Regions from separate parts of the Homo sapiens genome. Here region 2 is linked to region 1. Evidence: read pairs that join two places in POLR2A ChIA-PET (ENCODE). Cell type or tissue: GM12878. All regions are shown on one strand. Each heading gives the region's core, and the rest is flanking DNA. Links, peaks and the distances in the headings are about the cores only. Region 1 overlaps UBE2R2 (ubiquitin conjugating enzyme E2 R2). Region 2 overlaps UBE2R2 (ubiquitin conjugating enzyme E2 R2).

The links. ChIA-PET counts read pairs that join two places held together with the same protein. Peaks named below come from ENCODE experiments on the same cell type or tissue, not always from the same donor. Only the 100,000 strongest peaks of a DNase experiment are listed, where the experiment ranks them.
Region 2: POLR2A ChIA-PET joins it to region 1 with 5 read pairs; 14 of 35 experiments call an interaction of 5 or more read pairs at or near these places.

The regions. Positions count from the first base shown.
Region 1 is chr9:33,888,529-33,892,919 of GRCh38, forward strand. The region is part of intron 2 of UBE2R2 (ubiquitin conjugating enzyme E2 R2); the gene reads left to right. Among named protein-coding and RNA genes, the nearest start is that of SNORD121B, 44 kb to the right of the region's middle. In GM12878, for the core only: no CTCF peak of the experiment used is centred there; no DNase peak of the experiment used is centred there.
Region 2 is chr9:33,820,889-33,825,279 of GRCh38, forward strand. The region is part of intron 1 of UBE2R2 (ubiquitin conjugating enzyme E2 R2); the gene reads left to right. Among named protein-coding and RNA genes, the nearest start is that of UBE2R2-AS1, 4.2 kb to the left of the region's middle. In GM12878, for the core only: no CTCF peak of the experiment used is centred there; no DNase peak of the experiment used is centred there; H3K4me3 peaks cover 1,466 bases; H3K27ac peaks cover 338 bases.

The DNA of each region.
Region 1 (4,391 bases), core at 171-4,170:
ATTTGTTATTTGAGATGGAATCTCTGTCACCCAGGCTGGAGTGCAGTGGTGCGATTTCAGCTAACTGAACCTCCACCTCCTGGGTTCAAGCGATTCTCCTGTCTCAGCTTCTTGGGTAGCTGGGACTACAGGTGTGCACGACCACACCTGGCTAATTTTTGTATTTTTAGCAGAGACAGTGTTTCACCATGTCGGCCAGAGTGGCCTCGAACTTCTGACCCCAAGTAATCCACCTGCCTTGGCCTCCCAAAGTGCTGGGATTACAGGGTAAGCCACCATGCCCGGCCACCTTTAAATTGCTTTTAGGCAAGAAATGGAGAACTCGCTCTAGGGTCTTGAATTTGGAGTTCATTCTGTATAAATGAGCACATTGGGGCAGCTGTGTCATTTTCCACAGTCTGTTTCTTATGTAAGATATCTTAATTTTTCTTTTTCAGACAGAACAGACTGGTACTGAAATGATATATAGTTTTCTTTTTAGAAATAAGCTTTCTAAATATTGTTTAATATTTGACATAATATAAATAAACAATAGTGACTACACTGTTCTGTGTAACAACATTATCTTCCTTTTGTAGGAAAGAGTCTGTAGAAATAATTCATTGTTTCCTAAGTTCAAACTGAGTTCAGTACGCACAGCAGTATTTTGGTGTCTGTCTTAGTACATTTGCTTAGACTGGATAATATATTAACAACAGAAATTTATTGCTCACAATTCTGGAGGCTGGGAATTCCAAGACCAAGCCACCAGCACATTTGGTCTGTTGAGGGCTTGTTTTTCAAGCCTGTTTTGTTGCATCTTTATGGGAGAAGAGGCAAGGCAGTTCTCTCTTGCCTCTTTCTTTTTTTTTATTTTTAGTAGAGACAGGGTTTCACCGTGTTAGCCAGGATGGTCTCGATTGCCTGGCCTCATGATCTGCCCACCTTGGCCTCCCAAGGTGCTGGGATTACAGGCGTGAGCCACCGCACCCGGCCCTCTCTTGCCTCTTTCATAAGGGTGCTAATCCCATTCATGGGTGACACCAAAATTCAGACCATAACAATGTCCCTGTCTAATAATTAAAGGTTTTTGCCTTTACAGTTACGTGGTGTATATATAGATTTTAGATAGCAAGAGAGAAGTGAGAAGGAGCAAACTTTTGTCTTGCAATTGAGAGCTAATTACTTTTGTGTTTTTGAGATGGAGTCTCGTTCTGTCACCCAGGCTGGAGTGTGGTGGCATGATTTCAGCTCACTGCAACTTCTGCCTCCCTTCAAGGATTCTTTTGCCCCAGCCTCCTGAGTAGCTGGGACTACAGGTGTGCACCACCACACCCAGCTAAGTTTTGTATTTTTAGTAGAGACAGTGTTTCACCATATTGGTCAGGCTGGTCTCTAACTCCTGATTGTGATCCTCCCACCTCGGCCTCCCAAAGTGCTGGGGTTACAGGCGTGAGCCACCGCACCCAGCAGAGAGTTAATTGCTCTTAAAGCCATATACATACTATTTCCATCTCAGTTATCTAATTCCCAAACACCTCTCAAAAAAGAAACAGAAAAATAGGATAAAGGAGTCAAAGCTCTACAGGAAAGAAGTGTAGGTAGGTAATTACACTCCCCTTTCCACTTTTTTTTCAGTACATAGGCTATTTAGTTCTTTCAAGAGATACCATTAGATCATGATATAAAATTTTTTCCATATTCATAATGAATTTTTCTACAATAAAATGCATGCATATCCCATAAATGTGTAGATATTTTTCACACACAAATGTTTTGTTTTTAAAGAAGTGATAGGCCGGGCGCAGTGGCTCACCCTATAATCCCAGCACTTTGGAAGGCTGAGTTGAGGAGTTCAAGACCAGCCTGGTCAACATGGTGAAACCCCGTCTTTACTAAAAATACAAACATCAGCTGGGTGTGGTGGCACGCGCCTGTAATCCCAGCTACTCAGCAGGATAAGGCAGGAGAATCGGCTTGAACCCGGGAGGCAGAGGTTGCAGTGAGCTGAGATCGAGCTAAGGCCGGGCTCGGTGGCTCACGCCTGTAGTCCCAGCACTTTGGGAGGCCAAGGCAGGCAGAACATGAGGTCAGGAGTTTGAGACCAGCCTGGCCAACATGGTGGAACTCCGTCTCCACTAAAAATACAAAAATTAGCCAGGCGCAGTGGCAGGTGCCTGTAATCCCAGCTACTCAGGAGGCTGAGGCAAGAGAATTGCTTGAACCCAGGAGGCAGAGGTTGCAGTGAGCTGAGATCATGCCACTGTACTCCAGCCTGGGCGACAGAGCAAGACTCTGTCTTGCAGGGACGGGGTGGTTGGGGGAAGAAGTGACAAATCATATTTAGGAATTAAATTTGATGTTGTCAAAGGAATCATAAGAAACTCTTCTCACGTGACTATTAACCTTCATAGCAGTATGGAAATAGTATCAGAATTGAAATTTTTGAGGACCAGTGTTGGTATTTGTGGTAATAGAGATCTAGAGACCCCATCTGGCCAAAAATAGTTTCTTATGTCATGTTTTTTGTTGTTGTTGTGTTTTTTTGTTTTTTTTTTTTGAGATGGAGTCTTGCTCTGTCACCCAGGCTAGAGTGCAATGGTGCAATCTTGGCTCACTGCAACCTCCGCCTCCCGGGTTCAAGCTATTCTCCTGCCTCAGCCTTCTGAGTAGCTGGGATTACAGGTGCCTGCCCGGCTAATTTTTGTATTTTTAGTAGAGACGCCGTTTTACATCTTGGCCAGGCTGGTCTCGAACTTCTGACTTCGTGATCCACCTGCCTCGGCCTCCCAAAGTGCTGGGATTACAGGAGTGAGCCACCACACCCAGCTCTTATGTTTTTAAAAAGACAGGTGTGGTCAGGTGTGGTGGCTTACGCCTGTAATCCTAACACTTTGGGAGGCCGAGGTAGGCGGACCACTTGAGGCCAGGAGTTCAGGACTAGCCTGGCCAACTCAGTGAAATCCCACCTCTACTAAAAATAGAAAAAATTAGCTGGGCATGGTGGCACACACCTGTAATCCCAGTTGCTTGGGAGGCTGAGGCATGAGAATCGCTTGAACCCAGGAGGCAGAGGTTGCAGTGAGCCAAGATTGCACCACTGCACTCCAGCCTGGGCAACAGAGTGAGACTCCTGTCTCAAAAAATAAATAAATAAATAAATCAAAAGACAAGCGCTTTGGTCACAGTTTATTAAATAAATGTATAGATATATTACTGCAGCCCCCAAAAGTTGTAAATAACTGTTGTGTTACATGAGTGGATTTATTTTAAAATTGTCTTCTCCTTGAGTTAAAGCTGCAAAACTTTCTGTTGTTGTTGGCTGGGCACAGTGGCTTATGCCTATAATCCCAGCACTTTGGGAGGCTGAGGCAAGTTCACCAGGCGTAGTGGCACATGCCTGTAGTCCCAGCTACTTGGAAGGCTGAGGTGGGAGGGTCACTTGAGCCTAGAAGGTCGAGGCTGCAGTGAACTGTGTATATGTATGTGTGTGTGCATATATATATTTATATTTTCATCATTACCATATTTGTGAAATTCATTAGTATCAATGGAGAACTAGGAAAACTAAGGAAATTTGATAGGAATTTGTCATCAGTGATTGTGCTGCACAATCTATTTCCTTTCTGCTTTGCGAATTTGTCATCAGTGATGGTACTGCACAATCTATTTCCTTTCTGTTTTGCACTGTGTTTAGTGAGCCTTAATATATATGTTACTGGTTACATTCTGGTCATATTGTTAAAAAGTAGACAACTAATGAGCACCATATTTTTCACAAACTGTATTACAATGAGAGTTCATATAACACTTTCTTTACTACAGACTTCACAGATAAGGCAACACATAGAATTTCACTGTTCATTAGTACCTAAACATTTTTTATAATAGACATTAATTTTTAGAGCAGTTTTGGGTTCATTACAAAATTGAGGGGAAAGTTCAGAGAAAAAAATTGCTGATTATTTTATTAATAGTGTGTTGTAGAACACAGTATGGAGCTTTTTATAAGTTCCTCTATGGGGTTATACATTTATAGGTTTATCTATATGGTACATTAGGCATCATTTAGAATATATTAGTATTTAGGCCACTAAATTTGTACTTTTCAGAGCTGAGCTCTGGTTTGTAAATAACTTGTCACAAGCAGGATTTTATGCATATTTATGTAATTCTTGGATTTACAGATCTTATCCATTTTCTCTTAACATTTTAAGATATAGGGAAAAGGTTTCCTAAGTATTGACATGCCCAAATTTGGCCATATATCAGAATCATGTGGAGAAGTTATTAAAAAGAATCCTGGAAATTTTTATTTAATTGGATTTGGATGGGGTGTAGGCTAGATAATTCTTCATTTTATCTTTTAGAATCCCCATTCTAGAGTCCAATAACTTCCTTATTAAAAAAAA
Region 2 (4,391 bases), core at 315-4,314, 67 kb before region 1:
ACAGAATTTTTTTATTCATCCTGCTTTCGCTTATTTAATATCGCCAATCCACGTGATTCTTAGTTTTGGGCCATATAGATGTAGGATGGGCAAAGATAGTTTCTTCTGTCCATTCTGAATACTATACAATCTTTTTTGGCCTTACTATCTTTTTGTGTAGTTTCTTATTTTGCTACCTAAGCAAGTCGGAATTTTATTGTTACTAGAAAAATAAATTGTGGATCAAGTCAGTAGCTAATGAAGACTTTTAACAAGTTCACCCCCTTTCTTTTGAAAGGAACTTTTTCAGGGTCTTTCTCTGTCACTTAGTTTGGGGTACAGTGGTGTGATCATGGCTCACTGCAGCTTCCACATCCTAGGCTCAAGCAGTCCTCCCACCTCAGCCCCCTGAGTAGCTGGGACTACAGGCATGACTACGCCCGGCTAATTTTTTTTTCTTCAGTATTGTTAAGTGAGGTAGGGTCTCACTATTTTGTCCAGGCTGGTCTCAAACTCCTGGGTTCAAAGGATCCTCCTTTCTCAGCCACCCAAAGTGCTGGTTTTACAGGCGTCAGCCACCATGCCCGGCTGGAACTATCTTTTCAAATAACTCCTGCTAAGGATTGTAGCTTAGTGTGGGTGCTTTAGTACTGAACCTCCTTGGAACTTTTGCATTATTTATCTAAAGCATTATAGCAGTGAGTCTAGAGCCAGAAAGAGTGCCTCTTTTATGATATGCATAACAAAAAAAAATTTTTTTTTTTTTTGAGATGGAGTCTCACTCTTTTGCCAGGCTGGAGTGCAGTGGCACGATCTCAGCTCACTGCAACCTCTGCCTCCTGGGTTCAAGCGATTCTCTTGCCTCAGCCTCCCGAGTAGCTGGGATTACCGGCGTGCGCCATGAAACCTGGCTAATTCTTTTTGTATTTTTAGTAGAGACAGGGTTTCACCATGTTGGCCAGGCTGGTCTTGAACCCCTGACCTTAAGTGATCTGCCCATCTCAGCCTCCCAAAATGTAATCCTAATTAGAGGCCTGAGCCACCACTCCTGGCCAACCTTTTATAGTTTTGATTTTATTAAATAATTTGATTGAGGTAATGAAATATAGATGTGTTCCATTTTTAGAAAACTCCAGTCTGATAATTTAGAAAGTATTTGTTGTATACTTAAAGTTTTCCTTATTAGGAACATCTTTATTAGACTCAACACTGACATATATATATATATATTTTTTTTTTTTGAGACTGAGTTTTGCTCTTATTGCCCAGGCTGGAGTGCAGTGGAGCGATCTCGGCTCACTGCAACCTCCGCCTCCTGGGTTCAAGCGATTCTTCTGCCTCAGCCTCCTGAGTAGCTGGGATTACAGGCATGCGCCACCATGCCCAGCTAATTCTGTATTTTTGGTAGAGACGAGGTTTCTCCATGTTGGTTAGGCTGGTCTCAAACTCCTGACCTCAGGTGATCCCGCTCACCTCAGCCTCCCAAAGTGCTGGGATTACAGGCCTGAGCCACCACACCTGGCCTACACTGACTTACATTAAAGAAACTCTTCAAAACCTTTTTTTTTTTTTTTTAAGAGATAGGGTCTCACTTTGTTGCCCAGGCTGGAGTGCAGTGGTGTGATCATAGCTCACTGCAGCCTGAAACACTTGGGCTCAAGGGATCCTCTTGCCTCACCCTCCTGAGTAGCTGGGACTGCAGGTGCATACCACACTCGTTTTAATTTAAAAAAAAAATTGTTTATGCAGAAAGGGTCTCATAGGCCAGGCTGGTCTCGAACTCCTGGCTTCAAACAATCCTCCCACCTTGGCCTCCCAAAGTGCTGGTGTTACAGATGTGAGCTACCACACCCAGCCAAATAATTTTTTTTTTAATAAGAGAATATGCATTATTTCCTATGCTTCATTTGTTTTGCAATGAATGAATCTATTTTCTGCCTTCCCTCTTCCCCCTAAAAAAACAAACCAGACTTAGCCTAGATCTGGCAATGTCATTTAGATATTTTATTTCTTTTTTTTCTTTTTCTTCTTCTTATTAATTTTTTTTTTTTTTTTTTAGCTGAGTCTCGCTCTGTTGCTCAGGCTGGACTGCAGTGGTGTGATTTCGGCTCACTGCAACCTTTACCTCCTGTGTTCAAGCAGTTCTCGTGCCTCAGCCTCCCAAGTAGCTGGGATTACAGGCGTGCACCACCATGCCTGGCTAATTTTTGTAATTTTTAGTAGAGATGGGGTTTTGCCATGTTGGCCAGGCTGGTCTTGAACTCCTGGCCTCAAGTGATCTGCCCACCTTGGCCTCCCAAAGTGCTGGGATTACAGATGTGAGCCAGTGTGCCCAGCCTATTATTATTATTTTAGAGACAGAGTCTCGCTATGTTGTCCAGGCTTGTCTTGAACTCCTGGGCTCAAGTAATCCTCCCGCCTCAGCCTCCCAAAGCACTGCGATTATAGGTCTGAACCATTGCACCCAGCCTATTTTATGACTCTTTAATTGGTAAAATATAGTTGAAAAAAAATTTTTTTTTTTCCTAGATGGAGTCTTGCTCTGTTGCGCAGGCTGAAGTGCAGTGGCGCGATCTTGGCTCACTGCAACCTCTGCCTCCCGGGTTCAAGCAGTTCTCCTGCCTTAGCCTCCCAAGTAGCTGGGATTACAGGTGCGTGCCAGCACGCCCGGTTAATTTTTGTATTTTTAGTGGAAACGGGGTTTCACCATGTTGTCCAGGCTGGTCTCAAACTCCTGACCTCAGATGATCTACCCGCCTTGGCCTCCCAAAGTGCTGGGATTACAGGCATGAGCCACCGCGCCTGGCTGAAAAAATTTTTTTAGGAAAATGATTGTTTGCCTTTTTGAGACAGGGATTCTTTTGAGAAATTGAAGAATTTTCTCAGAGAAAATGGGTACACGTAAACTAATTTTATGTATCTTTTTCAGAGGGTTTACTGCCGATGAGCTAAGAATCCTCTTGTAAGGTATTTGGATAGGCAACTTAAAGACAATTTTAAACAGCTCCTTTAAAATTATAAAACGAATGCTCTTTTATTCCCCCATTTCTCTCAGTTAACTTTGAAACTACCTCTTAGGGCATTTAGCTGTCTCTTTCTGGAAGATGAAGTTGTCTTGAGTACTGGGTGAACTAAGGTAACGTTATAAATGGAAACACAGTTAAGGTCTAAGGGTTTTGGAAACTAAATGAAGTTTCACTTTTTGTTGTTTCTCAGAACATTTTTCAAACCAAATATGATGCCTTAGTTTTTCATAGAATATGCTTTTATCCTGTTTAGTTGATTACAAGATGCATATTTTTCTACCTTTTAACTTCTTTTTGATTAAGAAATTTCTTAGATGGCCAGGTGTGGTGGCTCATTCCTGTAATCCCAGGACTTTGGGAGGCCGAGGCGGGTGGATCACCTGATGTCAGGAGTTCAAGACCAGCCTGGCCAACATGGTGAAACCCGGTCTCCACTAAAAATACACAAATTAGCTGGTGTGGGCCGGGCGCGGTAGCTCATGCCTGTAATCCTAGCACTTTGGGAGGCCGAGGCGGGCGGATCACGAGGTCAGGAGATGGAGATCATCCTGGCTAACGTGGTGAAACCCCATCTCTACTAAAAAAATACAAAAAAATTAGCCAGGCATGGTGGTAGGCACATGTAGTCCCAGCTACTTGGGAGGCTGAGGCAGGAGAATGGCGTGAACCCGGGAGGCGGAGCTTGCAGTGAACTGATATCGAGGCACTGCTCTCTAGCCTGGGCGAGAGAGCGAGGCTCTGTCTCAAAAAAAAAAAAAAAATTAGCGGGTGTGATGGTCCGCACCTGCAGTCCCAGCTACTTGGGAGGCTGAGGCAGGAGAATTGCTTGAACCCAAGAGGTGGAGGCTGCAGTGAGCCTAGATCATGCCAGTGTACTCCAGCCTGGGCAACAGAGTGAAGCTCTGTCTCAAAAAAAAAAAAAAAAAAAATTCTTGGAATCCATGAAGTCTTGTAATTGCCATCAGCCAAGTGGTACTTATAACCTAGTTGTGAGAGACCATTTCATTGAAATCTTTTGGTAAATTTTTTTTTAAATACCAGTTTCAATGTCATAGATTTGCTAAAATAAGGATTATTTCTTCCTGGATTGAAGGATTTAGGTCCTAATTAATACTCTGCGTTGATTCTCCTTTTTTCACCTTTTGTGTCAGGAAAAATTTTTATTGAGGACTCATTAAAGGAAAAGCAAATTGTAGGAAAAGTCACTTCCTTAAAGATAGTAAGTGAAAGTATTAGGACAATGATAACCTTAGAGCTTTTAAGAATGATCGGCCAGGCGGTCGCCTGTAATCCCAGCACTTTGGGAGGCAAACAACAAAAACAAAAAGAATGATCTTCATAAAAGCAAAGCTTTTTTTTTTTTTTTTTTTGAGACAGAGTCTCTGT